Linked DNA regions of Homo sapiens: all the other regions are linked to region 2. A link is a loop called in an ENCODE intact Hi-C map of the cell type or tissue named here. Cell type or tissue: HepG2. All regions are shown on one strand. Region 1 overlaps LOC101929710 (a long non-coding RNA gene). Region 2 overlaps LOC101929710 (a long non-coding RNA gene). Region 3 overlaps LOC101929710 (a long non-coding RNA gene).

Region 1 (5,000 bases), 130 kb before region 2:
TTCTGAAATAATTGATATTCCACCTAATTTTACATTAGTAGTAGGATTACTTTTTAAGTTTTAAAAAATTAATTTATAAAGACAAATGCCCAAGATATTTTTTACAACATTATTTATAATGATCAAAAAGCGTGAAAATAATTCGGTTATTCATTTGGAAATATGTTCAGTTCTATACCATGAAAATGAAAGAATGAGGCAATTCTATATATGTTCACTAAGATGCCCCAAGATGTATTAAGTTAAAAATAAACAAATTTTGTAAATAAAAGCAGCCAGACACAAGAAAATACATATGGTATGGTTCTATTTACTTAAACTCTAATAACAGGCAAAGTTATAGTGCTTAATGATGTGTGCTTAGGCAATAAAATTAATAAGAACAACAACAAGTTGATGACTCTAAAAGTCAGGATACTGGAAACCTCTGAGAGAGAGGGTGAGAGGGGGTAGTGATTAGAAGTCCTGAAGAGGGCTGGCAGTACTCTGCTTTTTAACCTGAGTGGTTGTTGCAAGAGGGCTCACTTTGTTGTTTTGTACACTTACCTATGCATATATTAGATTTCACAATAAAAAGTATTTGAAAGCACATTTCATAACTCTGTTAGGCATAGTCTATATATATTTGTAGAAAAATTCACAAAAGATCCACACACACACAAAGACACAACTATGGGCATTTTTTTATTACTTTTGGGTTATGGGAATGTGGGGTAGGGAAAAATTTCACTTTGCATTTTACAATTTGCATTTTGTCCATAATCGTGTTACTTTAAAATACGCCATCAAATATTGTATGTGAATACAGATTACTCCATTTTTATGTGCTTCTGTATTATTTGAATTTTCTTCATAATCACATGTTACTTTAAAAATATTCTTTCAAAATTTGCATATGTATTCATATGTGTGTACATATTTATATATGCTTGGAGGTTTTAGAATAATACTTCAACAGTGGTCACCTCTAAGGGGTGCACCTGGGGATAATGCATTAAGAGAAGGGGGAACATTTTCTTTTCAGACTTCTAATTTGCTTGAATATTTTCTTTTACAATAAACATGCTGATTTTTAATTTACAGCATACACCAAAAGTGGTATATAACATATTTCAGCAGATTTTGTCTTGCAGACAGAATAGATTTGGAGGGGTAAAAATGGGCTCATTTAAAAATGTAGATCCTAGGGGAAGGCTTTATAGGAAAAAATACCCTAGAATGCAAACCTATACTCCTGCCCCAACATACATGCCAGAGTCTCTGATAATGGGCTAACCTGATGAAATCTTTGAAATTAAACCATCAAGGCAGGAATCCTCAACACTAAGTACAGCTCCTGGTCTGTGGAAAGTATTCAAGAATTATTTGTTGAATTTATTGGAAAACAGAGTAGTGTTTAAAAATTTGACCTACTTTTCACTGCTTGTTGAGGCTGGAGGTGTTTTTCTTAGTGTGAGGTTTGAGAGGCATGCAACATGATTGATGAATGAAAGTAGCTAATTTTTGGAGAAAATAAAGTAAAATTCATTTACTTTAAATTTTACTTTCGCCTTTTAGGTCAGTTAGTATTTTCATCTGCTTTTTAAAAGCAGATGATACTTTTCAAGTTGTTGATTAACAGTGATACTCTATCCTAATTATCCTGTGAAGCTTACAGTAAGTGACCTAAAATTCAATGGGAATGACTCAGCCAGACAAGAAAAAGTCACTGGAAGACCAAATCTACTACAGGGAAATAGCACTGGTATTAATCAAAGGTCTAATACTGAAACTCTCTGAGAAATCCAAGTAGATTCTACACTTTGTTGCTGATAATTAGACATTCCCAACAAATAATAATCAATAATATATATTTTTTGGCAGCAGAGGCAGAGATACAGAAGTGAGCTTCTCACCAAAATAGAGTGTCTTTGGAACAATGTCCAGCACTGGTATGACACTGCACTACCCTAAACAGTAGTAACTAGATACAAGTACTGAGTACTTGAAATGTGGCTAGTTTGAATCAAGATGTCTTGTGTCAAATATAAATCAGACATTGAACACCTACTTTGAAAAAGAGATAGTATCAAAATATTAATGTTTTTATATTGATTACGTGTTGAATATTTTTATTCATAAAATATTAATGCTTTTATATTGATTATATGTTGAATGATATTTTGAATATACTGAGATAAAGAGCATTATTAAAGCCAAAAGTGGTTTCTAAAAAATTTATAGTTACCTATATGGCTGAAGGCCAGACATAGTGGCTCACATCCTGTAATCCCAGCACTTTGGGAGTTCAAGGAGGGAGGTTCCCTTGAGGCCAGGAGTTTGAGACCAACCTGGGCAACATTGCAAGACCCCATTTCTACACAAAATTTTTAAAATTAGCTGGGTGTAGTAGCCTGCACCTGTAGTCTTAGCTATTTAGGAGACGGAGGCAGGAGGATCACTTGAGCCCAGGAGTTCAAGGCTGCAGTGAGCTGTGTTTGTGCCACTGTACTCCAGCCTGGGCAACAGATTAAGACCTTGTCTCTAAAAGAAACAACAAGAAAAAAGAAATAAAATTACCTATGTGGCTTATGTTTGTGACTCCTTTATGTTTCTATTAATGCCAGTAAAGAAGATTTGAATAGAAGCAAACCAAGAGTCAGCATTTTAATTTCCCTTACTTTCCAGAAGGGGGAAAAGAATTCCAGCAAGTGGAAATGCTCTGCTCAAAGGCACAAACCTGGTTGGAAAGAAGTGAGGAGTTGAGCTTTCATCTTTTGAGTCTGTGTCTCACGTTCCCTAAGTTACATAGCTGGCCCCTGATGGAAAATTCAAGGCCAGAGAAACAGACTTCCTTAGGACATTTACACATTGGACACCATGTTTCTTTAACCTTTTAAGATACAGTCAGTGATAATTTTAAGAATGTTCTGGGGATTTGCAATAGGATTGAAAGTAGATAGGAGTTAGGGGACTTTAATGTTCTATTTAATACCTCAGTGTTATTTTTAAACCTTGGGCACGTATTACTATTAAAGAAAAACTGGCCTAGGGGTTGGGAAAGCAGATTTAAAAGAAACTGTGGCTTGAAATTCAAATCTGGAGATATTTGAAGTGGCTTTTTCTGCCGTTATTTTCTTTGACATCTCTAAACACCCTCAGCTAATTCTTACTGCTCTCTTTGGGTTTTTTACTTTTTACATTACTAAAGCAAAATCAACTGGTACAAACTAATTTTTGAATCTGCAGCTGTAGCTCAAAAAACCTGTTTTTCCTACTTTTGCAAGCAGCAGACTCCTAAGAATGACTGGTGATTTTGTTTTAAAAGAATTTAAGTCCTGCTTTCTAAAGGGCACTTGCCAACAGAGTAGATGTTTCTATGTGAAGCTATTTGCTACCATCATACTTGAGATTTTTTTGCTTATGGCTTTCAGTGCTGTTACTTCTAAAGGCAGATTCTTGAACACAGGTTCGTTAGCTTCAGAACATACGCAGTCTCCTCATGGTAGCAGCTGTGCTGAGTTCCTGAATGGAGAGATGATTTCCACAGTACATTTTATAGCCACACATCATTCCTGAGGACAATCTAAAACACAAATTATTTTTATTTTTACTCCTTTATCATATAAGAGAAAGAAATACTTAGCTAGTCTGAGTGATAATGTTTATAGCAGCATATTCTATTTTTGTGGCAGTTTCTTTCAAGCACTCTCGCCTAACCTAAGAGGGACAAATGTAGGTTGCCTGTACTTAACAGGACCCTTGGAGTACATATGGATATGGTATAAATTCCTCTTTTTAACTTTTTGTCAGTATTTTCATCTTCTCTTCTTACTTAATCACTTTCAAGGCTTTTCAGCTGCTGAAACAAAAAATAAGCCTGTCCTAGAGGCTGATATCGTCTTCTGGAGCCACCTTTCTGAGAAAAGTGCAAAGGTTCTGAAGGGATTTTTAAATTTGATTTCTTAAAGAGTTATTTTTCACAGTTAGATATCTGAGCTCACCTAGAAGCTGAGTAGCCTCAGTAATCTTGAGTTCCCAAATCTACTTTTATTCATTTCACATTCATGATTGTAAGCATCTATTATGTGCCAGGGTAGGGTTATATCCATTGTAAGTAACCTTGGCAGAGTAAAAAATGCTGCACAGAGGCCTGTGGACCACTCCTAAGGACCTTTGGAGTGGCAGAAAGGAGATGGAGAGGATGAAGCAGACAAGCCTGGACAGCTGAGTGTTCCCACCTCTAGAAATAGTGAAGTACTGCACAGTCATAGCCTGTCTGCCCTTGGGCTTCTGATTGCTGCCTGGGACTTTAAATCCCTGAGCTGAGCTTTCCTGACCTTCGGACCCTTGCTGCCCCCACAGCTCCAGAAGCTGGAGCATTTATCTATAACTCAACACCTGGGCCCCAGTCTCAGCTCTAATACAAACACCAGCTCTGTGACCTCACCTTAGCTTAGAGTAGCCTCTCTTGGTTTCATACTTTGATCTGTAAAACAAAGGAGTGTGACCCTTTCTTTTTTTTCTCTCTCTCTCTTTCAGCACTAACCTGTTAACCATGCTTGAGAGAAGAGGTAGAACCTCATCACAACTACCTTTTGGAAATAGTTTTCCTGTACTAGAATAGGGGGCGTCAGTCAACCTGATGATGTTGTACAGGGAAATTTCGGAGATATGCACGTGCCTAGGCGCTGCCTCCAACCAATTAAACAAAAATTTCTGGGGAGTGGGACCTGGGGATGAGTATTTTTGAAGAGCACACCAACTAGTACACAGCCAGTGTTGAGAACCACAGGTTGTGTAAAAGCATCAGGCCTTGAGAGGGACAGATGTAGATGTAATATCCAGAATTTACTACTTATTAGTTGTAAATCTGTGGACAAGTCACTTAGTCTCTCTGAGCCTTAGTTTCTCTATCTGTAAAATTGGGACCAAATTGTATCTTCCTCAAAGGTAGCCATGTGGCACACAGTAGATACTCAATGAATTGTAATTGAGATGGGTCTATTGCTGTGCTGTCC
Region 2 (5,000 bases):
CATGGCTGTTACCTCCATTTTATAGATGGGGAAGCTGAAGCACAGATAAGTAACTTGTCCAAGGTGATACTATTCAGTGGTAGACCTGTAATTAGAATCAATTTAATAGCAGTCTGGTTCCAGAGTTCAAGGCAGCAGACACTCACTCAATAAAGGCTTGTTGAATTGCATTACACTGTGAGTATACCAGCTTTAGATGTGGTCTTCCTGCTTTAAGAAATGGTGTTCTGAAGGTGACTAAGGAGAAAGTCAAATCATTGTTACAGTTTTCTGGTGTGTCTTATTGACCTAAAACAATATCAAAACATATCACAGATGTACAATGTTTAATGGGTTCATTCTGAAAGGACACCTCGAATCTGTTACGAAATTGTGAAGTACCCAGACTATTTCAAAGAGCAAGATTTTGTAGAACAACAGGAGGAAATGAAGACTTCCTGACATGGTCATTTCTTTCTTTTTTTTTTTTTTTAGCTTTATTGAGGTATGATTTACATAAAATAAATTTCTCTTTGAAGTATACAGTTTAATGAATTTTGGTAATTGTAGATAGCTATTATAACTTTTACCATAATCAAGATATAGATAAATTATATTATTCTAGAAAGTAGCCTTTGTGCCCCTTTGCATTTTATCCGTTCTCCTGACCTCTGGCTCCAGGTAACCATTGATTTGCTTTCTGTCACTCTAGTTTTACCTTTTCCAGATTGTCATATACATGGAATCATACAATATGATAGTCTTCTTAGTCTGGATTGTTTTGCTTAATATAAAGCTTTTGAGATCCATCTGTATTATTGTTTTGATCAGTAGTTTTTTCTTTCTTATTGATAAGTAGTATTTCATGTCATAGATATACTCTGATTTGTTTACCCACTCACCAGTTGATGGACATCTGGGTTATTTCCAGTATTTGGCAATTATCAATAATGCTGCTATGAGTATTCATGTAAAATTCTTTGTGTGGAAATATGTTTTCATTTCTCTTGGGTAAATACCTAGAAGTGGGTTTGCTGGGTCTGCCATACTGTTTCCCAGAGTGGCTATACTGTGTTGTACTCCCCAGCAATATATTAGAGTCTGGTTGTTCTTATCCTTGGCAACATATGATATTGTCAGTCTTTTTAACTTTAGCTATTCTAGTAGATGTTTACTGGTCGTTCTTGTTGTAGTTTTAATGTACATTTTCTTGATGAGTAATGACATTGAGCATCTTTCTTAGGCTTATTGTTTATTTGCATATCATCATTTGCATATTGTTCATTTGCATGCCATTGTGCAAATCTTTAGCTTACTTTTTTAAAAAATTGGGTAGTGTATCTTCTTTCTACTGAGTTGTATGTATTTTTAAAAGTATTCTGGATTCAAGCTCTTTGTCAAATATATGGTTTGCAAATATTTTCTCAGAGTTTGTGGCTTGCATTTTTATTTTATTTTTAAATTATGGGGTTTTATTATGCATAGAAGGCTCATTCCTTCTTGACTACTTTCCACATGGCAACTTGAACTTTGTATGCTTGGCGGGGTGGCAGTAGTGGCTGTACCCTGGCTTGCTCATGTCTTGGTCACCCTGAAGCCTTTGTTAAGGATCTCCGCCTTGGAGGTGAGCAGCCCTGGCTGCTGCTTTCCAATGGCTTCATTTCCTTACTTGTGTCTTTAGAGAGCAAAAATGTTAAATTTTGATTAACTTCATTTTACCTATTTTTTTTTCTTTATTGTGCTAATTGTGTCTTGCTTAAGAAATTTTTGCCTAACCCAATGTCACAGAGATTTTATTCTAGAAGTTTAATAGTTTCTTATATTTAGGTCTACCATTTATTTCAAATTAATTTTGAATCCGACATAGAGATTTAAACCCTGCTTTCACAAGAGTCCTCTCTTCTTGGTGATGTACCACATAGCTCATCACATAACCCTGTCACGTTAACCATGTCCGTGTAGAAACTAGTATAAAATAGTGTGTGTGTGTGAGACTCAGGGAAACCTTTTAAAGCTGGTAGCTGTTCAGTTCTCAAGTTCGACAATAAATGGTATTGTTTAAATTAGGCTTGTGATTTTTTCCGCGTGTCAGATGTGCAGAAAGAACGTGTGGGAAATAACTTATGGTAGATATGAACTTCAGGTAATTTTTTAAAGTCATTAAACTCTGGGCAGATATGTTTGAAGCAAAGTTAACTGGATAGAATAAGGAATGACTGTAGTGCCCATTTATGCCTCCAAGTTTTGTTAAGTCTTAAATATTAGACCAAACGATATTGTTTTGCTTAGTTTTTACTTCTCTGCCCATTTCCAGGAAGCACCAACTCTTTATTTGAAAAGGACAAACTATTTTCTTATTTCTGCAAATCTGTTTGAAAAAGGGAAGAACCAATCTTGGGAAAAAAATTCAGCCTGATGTTCTTTTTCCTAGCATGCCTTTTGCCCGTTACCACTTCCACATCCCCTGTTTCTAAGATAGTCTGAAATTTCAAAATGCCTACAAAAAGTTCTCTGTCTTTAGGTTGTTTGGAATTGTTAATTATTGGTGGCAATGGATGAGTGTTCAGCACCTTGGAACTTTTGCAAAAGAAACTTAATAAGGATACGTTTGCTGTAGTTGGAAAAGTATTTGATGAACAGCTGACCTTTCAAATGTTTACATGAGTTGAATCTCTGAACTGCTAATGTTTGGAAGGTCCAAGTTCCAATTCAGACTTAGACACTGAATCCCTTTGTAGAGAAAGCTTTGAAATCTCTTCAGCTGTAGTTTTCTCTCTCTTTTTTTTTTTAAGGCCAACTTCACCTACCAGTTAATTGGTTAATGTTTGTGAATGCTTTGAGTAGGCAAAAAGCACTTTCTCAGGGCAGTGCCCCATTGTTCCCTCTCCCAATTGTGGTTTGCCATTCACCTGAGTAAGTGGATAAGCCATGGGCCAAGTTTGCATTGTAGAAAGGAAATGATTCTACAGATACTTAGCCATGGGATGGAAAAATATGTTTCTTTCACGTAGAGTTTGTGAATAAAGCTTCCACTGTGCTGAGCAAAAAATGCAAAAGGAAGCCTTGTTGTCTGGATTAGGTCACTTATAAATACCTTAAAAATATTTACATAAATGTCTACTGACTAACCAATTCTCTGAGCACATTCCATAAAAATTTCTTCTCAACTGCATTTGGAAATTTGCTTTTTTTTTTTTTTTTGGTCCATTGTGTTCGTGGACTGGTGTTCATGGTGCTCAGTTGACTTAAAGAAGCCAATCCATCTAAAAGAACTAGGAAGGTGGGCTGAGGAAGAAGGTTGGGGCTGGGGAAATTAACAAGAGCCTTCTTTCTAATTGTGGCTTTTTCCCCTGAGGTACTGTTTCAGCATACTTTTTTTTTTTTTCTTAGCGTCAGTTACTTCATTGCTTAAGTGACTCTTTTAGCTAAGTTCATGTGTTTCTCATGGGCTACTCCAATCAGCAGGGCAGTCTCACCCTAACTAGTTTCACCACACTCCCTTTGTGGTACTGGACATTATACAGAGAGCAGCAAGCCAGGGTACTTCCGTATCTTCATTGGAAAATGTCGTTTTTAAATTGCTCTAAATGCATGCATCATTTTGTGCTTGCAGTTGGACTATAATGGGAATTATCAGAGAATCACATGTCTTTGCCATAGACTTAATCTGGTTCCCATGAGGGGAAAAAAGGATTGTGTTGTTATTATTGGAAATAGACAAAAGAAGTCAAGGGATCTCTATTGAGGTCTGATCACACCTTGAAGGTATTTGGAATGGAGACCAGAGAGGTCACACTTAGGTGTTTTATTTGACCTATATAGAGTTGAAAAAAATTTTTAAAAGTTTTCAGCATGGTGTTCAAAAATTAAAACAGAAGTAAAAACAAAAACAACCCAAACCCCAAAGTTTCCAGCATTTAAAATCTAGAGGTTTCACATTAAAAAAATCTGGAATCCCAGCTTCTTTTAAAAAATGGGAAGACCTGGGATCTCTAGATGTGCATTCCTAAGTGGCAAAATTGACTAGATCAGAGCAGCAGCTGCTTGTTTGGAAGGTCTGGGGCTCATATCACCAGCTTGTACCCTGGAGATATAAGCTGGAGGGTTTGCATAATCTGTTACTAAAAGAATGAGTGACTATTATGTTTTCACATATATATTTTCTGTTCAAAGGAAAGAAACTATCTAAAGAAAGTGAAAAGAATGATTTAAGATGACATATTTGAACCTTTATTCAGCTGTTTATAGTCAGAATGTCACAAGGTTATTCATCTATGAACCAGTTAAAATATACTTCCTTTGATTCTTCTGAGAGGAAGGTGTAGTAGATATGTGTTATGTATTATGTACGCCTAAAAAGCAAATTAAATATTTTTCAAAATGGCATATCTAGAGATTTAAGGCCTTTCAAGCAAAAACTTTGTGTGACCGCTCAGCAGCAAAATAATCTCCACGGCAGTCTGGTAAGAACCAGGATTATGTTTTTATCTAGAGAGGGTAAAATGACAGCTGGACATCACCAGTATCTTTTTACTGAAAAGTATGTGTCAATTTGTGAAACACGTTTTATTCCGAGATATCTTTCACTTATAATTCTGCCTTTATCCACTAGATAGCAAATAGTATCTAATGGACATAAATAGCTTCCTAGTCTAGGCTTCTTAGCATTCAGTCTTCCTTCCTATTAGCATCCAGGTTTCCTTTTGGGGTGTTATCTCTCTCCCACTGAGGGCAGTCCTGAGGAACTGGGGCTAATGAATAAAACTGCCTTGGGCTCCTGCTAGAGAAGCCCTTGATTCTCACCTTCTACTGTTGGGTATGAGCCAAGAAATGGGCATGTGACCTAAGCTTGGAAAGTTGGATTTTCCTGGTTAATTGAATCTTGAGTGGAATGGTGCAAAGCCGGAAGCAACAGTTGGAGCTCATGCATTCCAGAGATATTGCCCTGTAAGTAATCCCTGGCCTTGCTCCTATCCTGTTTGCAAGTCTGGTTTTCTATATTCCCTGTCAATTTCATGAGA
Region 3 (5,000 bases), 180 kb after region 2:
TATTTGTTACTATGGAGAATACTGAAGCAAACAAACTAGTAGAAATTCTCAATAAGAAACTCAAATGCATAATGGAAATAACTTTGTTTTTTTCATGAAGAAAAATAATTGTTACCTTGAGTAACTATAGTGCTTTTTGAATCTCTCTTTTGAATCGAATGCCCCCCATGGAGATGTAGTAAAAATGAACTACTGCTTTTGTGCCTGAGTGGGATAAGCTGATTTTCGAAGGAGACATGCTTGACTTTGGTCCATGTCACACTATTTAGAGGGTGATGGAAAAGTAGTACAATGCAACCTCTTTGAACCAATGAAATCACTGAGGACTTTATGCCCTGGGCATGACACACTTCTTTCAAAAATGGGATTTGATAATGACATTGACAGTGGTAAACAAAAGTGTCTCTTCACTAATTTGAAGACGAGACAAACGATATTTGGAACAAGAGGTTAGTTCCTTATTGCCTAACAGAATTGGGGTGTATCAAATCTTTACTAACTTAGTCATCTCTGAATATTTTAGTCTAGGAAACCAAAATATGTTCGTATCGACCTACGATATTTCTTCAGCTAATGATTACTTCTTTCAGATAATATAACTGGGGATTTATTTGAAATTTTTCCTACTTGCCAGACATAATGGAGATTGAAAAAAATAAGTGTCAATGAAACCGGAATGACAAAAAAGTCCTATGAGAAGTGTCACGTAAAGCAGACTGCTTGTTTCAAAATATTGAAAGTGGAAAAAATACACGAAATGGTATGAGCAGTAAGATGTCCAATTTTGTGTACAAAGGGCATCATGTATGCACACATATATATATATGCACACACACATACACAGACTAAATTGAAAGACTCTGAGTTAACAGTTGTTATGTCTAAATGTGGTATTATAGAAGATTTTAACTCTCTTCTTTGTACTTTACTATATTTTTCAAATGTTCTACCATGAACAGTTGTTACTTTTATAATTAGAGAGAATATAAATGCTATAAAATTCCTAAAGTTTTGTGCAAATGTTTTGTATAGTTTTTCCTGTTTAAGAGGAGCTGTATTATTTCAAGTATAAAACTAGCCAACATGCAAAAAATCTAATTGGATTTCAGATCCCACATTACAATGTTTCCTTCTACAGGGTTTGCTACATTCTCCGGCCTGGTTAGATCCTCTTTTATTTCTCTACATCATGGTCTTTTCACTAGAAATAATACAGTATCTTTGACTTTGCTAGTACCTTCCATTCTTCCCACTGAAAATTGATGTCTGTTAAGTCCCTTTAAAATGTGTTACAAAACCATCTTCAGGAGGCCTTTTCTGGCTAAACCTATCCTAGTTTGATTACTTTCTAATGTAAATCTTCAGCTTATATGTATTAAATTCATAAGATATTACTTTATGGTTGTTGTCATATTGTTTTATAATTCTTTGCAAATTATTTTCTGTTGAAGCATCCTTTTGTGTCTGGAGAATAAATTCTCAGATTATAGAGGATAGGTCTTTGCTATTTTTGTTACCTGCAAAACAACCTGAAGAGTGAATCTATACAAATTTCATGATGCTAAAAATAGATAGTATCAGATAAACCAAGAATCTTGTGAATTGAAACTGAGCAGAGATATTTGGGTAAATTTCTGACTCCTAGTTGCTGGTTGTGTTAACTCTCTGCTGATGTCTGCTCAACTGTGTTGGTTATATCCAGGCTATTGTAATACTGCAGGTTTGGAGGAAAATGTGTCTTTGCTATCTGTTCCTCAGTTTTAATCATGGACTGGTTTTCAGTAACAGAAATGCTAGGAAGTTGTCCCAACTTCAGATTTCATAATGGCTTGCTGACTACCCTCTTGGGCCCTAACTGATGCTTTTCTATTGCTTCTCTACATTCGATAATATTTGGTAATTGGGTTTGCATTACTCTGAATTGTTTTTATGTCTTCTGGTGTCAGTTATAAAATCATAAGAGTTGTAAAACTGGAGTATATTTTCAGTGTGAACAATTAATTACATTCTCTTAGAAAGATTTTAATGCACAAGATAGAAATTAGTTCATTTTTTACATATTTAGACAGCTTTCTGTTCCAGTAGGTTATTTTGTCACTGATGTGTAGCATTTGATAAAGAGTCAGAATTAGCTGGAAAGTTTTGAGCAGGGAATTAATATGACTGAGTGGTTGTCCTTTCCAGGAGAATGTTTTTGAAAGGGAAATTCAAGGAACAACAACTGCTTTATTCAAACGAATAATTTGAGGAAAAACTTGGGGGTAGAGAAGGAAGCAACCTAATAGACAATTTCTTATTTCTACTCTGAGTAAGGTTTTCCTCCATATCCAACCAGATGTAGCAGTGTGTGTGTCTGGTGGCTTTGCTGTTGCTGTGGCAAGCTGCTGCTGGTGAGGGAGAGAACTGGGGTGATGTCATCCCTTCCCTCATCCCAACCTAGATGCTTGACATGAAACAGCTCTTGGGATGAGATTTTTGCAGCAACTCTATCAACCCATGGCACATTTTTTTATGCTCTCCTCATGTCTTGCTGTTAACTAAGCAGGAAGATAAACCTGAGCCAGTGGGAATTAGAAATATATCCTTTGCTAGTGACAGAGGAGGCAAAGATGAACTAGGCTCAAGTAATCTGAAATAGCTATCATTTTTTGTTTGCTTTTATTCTTTTTTTTTCTTTATCTTAAGTAGTGGTATGGCTATGCCTGGCTTCCACGTTTTTAAATCCTAGTAGAACCAACAAAATTTTTCTTCATAGTTTATGGTGTCTTTCCTATAAGACCCGGGAGCACTATATGCAGAACAATTTCTAAATAGAATGCTTGTAAGCAAGTTAGAAATGACTAGAGTTCATCTCCTATGGTCTTTTTTGTGGTGAATGTGCGGGTGCTCTCAGAGAATAGAGAAATGTAGAAGCATCTGATTCACATTCATTTCACTCCAGCCAAACTCCAGTCTTACCACATATACAGATCTGTTGCCACATGGTATTTGCTTAATGCTAAATAGAAATCTTGCTAAACTTTAAACATGTGCGTGTAGCCTGATGACCCTAGGCCCACAGGAATCTTACACAATTCATCCTGGACTTGTTGGAAAAGAAGCTTCTCTGTAGCAATGGTGCAAAACCTGTAAGCCACCGTTACAAAACAGGATGTAAACAATCCAGAGGCCTGGGCTCAGAATATTCTCTTTCTCCTCTTTTGACTTTAAATCTATTTCTTTTAGTTTCTGCTTAGTAAGAAGTGCTCATAGCTGAGTAATACAGACCACCCTTGCTAGACAATCCAATAAATTAATCTTTGTTTCAAATTGCTATTTGGCAGTCATTAACACGGGATAAGAGTAATTGGTCAACTAGATGGCAGAGACAGAATTCTGGATGCAGAAAGGGTATTTGACTTCATTTCTCACTGTTGAAGTAATTGTACTTATTTCTGTGTATTGCTGTGAAGTCCAAATAAGTTATTAAAAGTAAAGTGCTTGGGACAGGGCCTGGCAAATGGGAAGTTTAGCAATTATTATTAATTCTAAATATATTCTATTGGGAATATTAGTGTCATTTTTTTAGTGCCTGAGAACAAATTTGAACTACACTTGACAAATACATAGGCTTTTGAAAACCACTAACTATGGGTTAAGAAACTTTAGTCTGTATGTAGGCTTTTATATCCTTTTCCATCGAAATTGAAACAAATAACAGTTTAAGCCCAAAATACTTGAATAAGGGGTCCACATATTAGCTACTTTAAGCAATTTCAGTTAGGGAGAAGATTTATGAAAAATGCTAAGCTCTCAGGACCCTAAATTAGGAGAGTGTGTGTGTGTGTGTGTGCCTTAAAAATTAAAGACAGAATTCTCTATTTCTAAAAAGGCCTAGTAAATTTTTAACTGGGCCAGGAGCAGTGGCTCACACCTGTAATCCCAGCACTTTGGGAGGCCGAGGCGGATGGATCACCTGAGGTCAAGAGTTCAAGATTAGCTTGGCCAACATGATGAAACTCCGTCTCTACTAAAAATACAAAAAAAAAATTGGCTGGGCGTGGTGGTGGGCACCTGTAATCCCAGCTACTTGGGAGGCTGAGGCAGTAGAATTGCTTGAACCCGGGAAGCAGAGGTTGTAGTGAGCCAAGATCGCACCATTGCACTCCAGCCTGGGCAACAAGAGCAAAAAACTCAGTCTCAAAACAACAACAACAACAACAACAACAACAACAACAACAACAACAAACAAACAAAAAACATGTAATTGATTCATTAGCTGGATCTGGGATCAAAGGCAATGAAGCACCAAAAAAAGAAGGCAATAGAAAAAGACTGAAATATTCTAATAGTGTCACTTTAAAGTGGTTAGCCATGGCTTCTAGTAGCTAACTGAAACGGCTGGGGGAGCAAATCACAGTGTTAGAAAATATCACAATGCCCTTCTCTTTGGTAAAGTTGTACTTCTTGGCTCCCCTGCTCCCATGCTCCTGTTGAGTGCAATCCTCTTTCCTCCTCCACAGCACACTGGTCCCTGCTTTGTTGAAGCATGCATATTTCATAGAAGCACTACTACTAGAAGCTCTGGGTAAATGACCCTGATATGAAGTAATATTTATCTTCAGCATTCACGTATACATCCATAGCATGTGGTTTGGTAGAAAATTTGTCTAATAAGACTATGCTTTATAATTTCAGTGCTATGTGAATTTTATTTTCTATTGTATTTATTTTTATTATATATTGACAAGTTATAGTTGTATATATCTTTGAGGTACAAAGTGATGATGTGATTTTTTTTGTGGAATGATTAAATCAAGCTAATTAACATATCCATCACCTCAAATATTTAACAGTTTTTTAACAGTTATTTAACAGTTTAACAGGTTCCTTGCACATTTCTTTATCTAGTTATTTCTTTTCTTTACAGTTGTTTGAGTTGCTTATGTATTTTGGATATTAATTCCTTATCAAATGTATGGCTTGCAAATATTTTCTCTCAATTTGTAGGTTATCTCTTG

The links. Hi-C counts contacts between places; a loop is a spot of excess contacts. Peaks named below come from ENCODE experiments on the same cell type or tissue, not always from the same donor. Only the 100,000 strongest peaks of a DNase experiment are listed, where the experiment ranks them.
Region 1: it touches region 2 in a loop (5-fold over the local background); 2 of 110 quality-filtered maps call a loop at or near these places.
Region 3: it touches region 2 in a loop (4-fold over the local background); 2 of 110 quality-filtered maps call a loop at or near these places.

The regions. Positions count from the first base shown.
Region 1 is chr5:95,982,790-95,987,789 of GRCh38, forward strand. The region is part of intron 1 of LOC101929710 (a long non-coding RNA gene); the gene reads left to right. It overlaps LOC105379096 (a long non-coding RNA gene), which reads right to left. Exons shown (of 4, transcript XR_001742447.2): 4 at 3,477-3,565. It also overlaps a transcript of CAST not described here. Among named protein-coding and RNA genes, the nearest start is that of ELL2, 23 kb to the left of the region's middle. RefSeq lists an enhancer at 4,276-4,570. In HepG2, a CTCF peak has its summit at 2,676 (motif pointing right); DNase peaks (open chromatin) are centred at 2,713 and 4,372.
Region 2 is chr5:96,115,467-96,120,466 of GRCh38, forward strand. All of the region lies in intron 1 of LOC101929710 (a long non-coding RNA gene), which reads left to right. It also overlaps a transcript of CAST not described here. Among named protein-coding and RNA genes, the nearest start is that of MIR583, 39 kb to the left of the region's middle. In HepG2, no CTCF peak of the experiment used is centred here; a DNase peak (open chromatin) is centred at 2,735; H3K4me3 peaks cover 345 bases.
Region 3 is chr5:96,295,067-96,300,066 of GRCh38, forward strand. The region is part of intron 1 of LOC101929710 (a long non-coding RNA gene); the gene reads left to right. It also overlaps a transcript of CAST not described here. Among named protein-coding and RNA genes, the nearest start is that of PCSK1, 140 kb to the right of the region's middle. In HepG2, no CTCF peak of the experiment used is centred here; DNase peaks (open chromatin) are centred at 2,415, 3,045 and 3,955; H3K4me3 peaks cover 684 bases.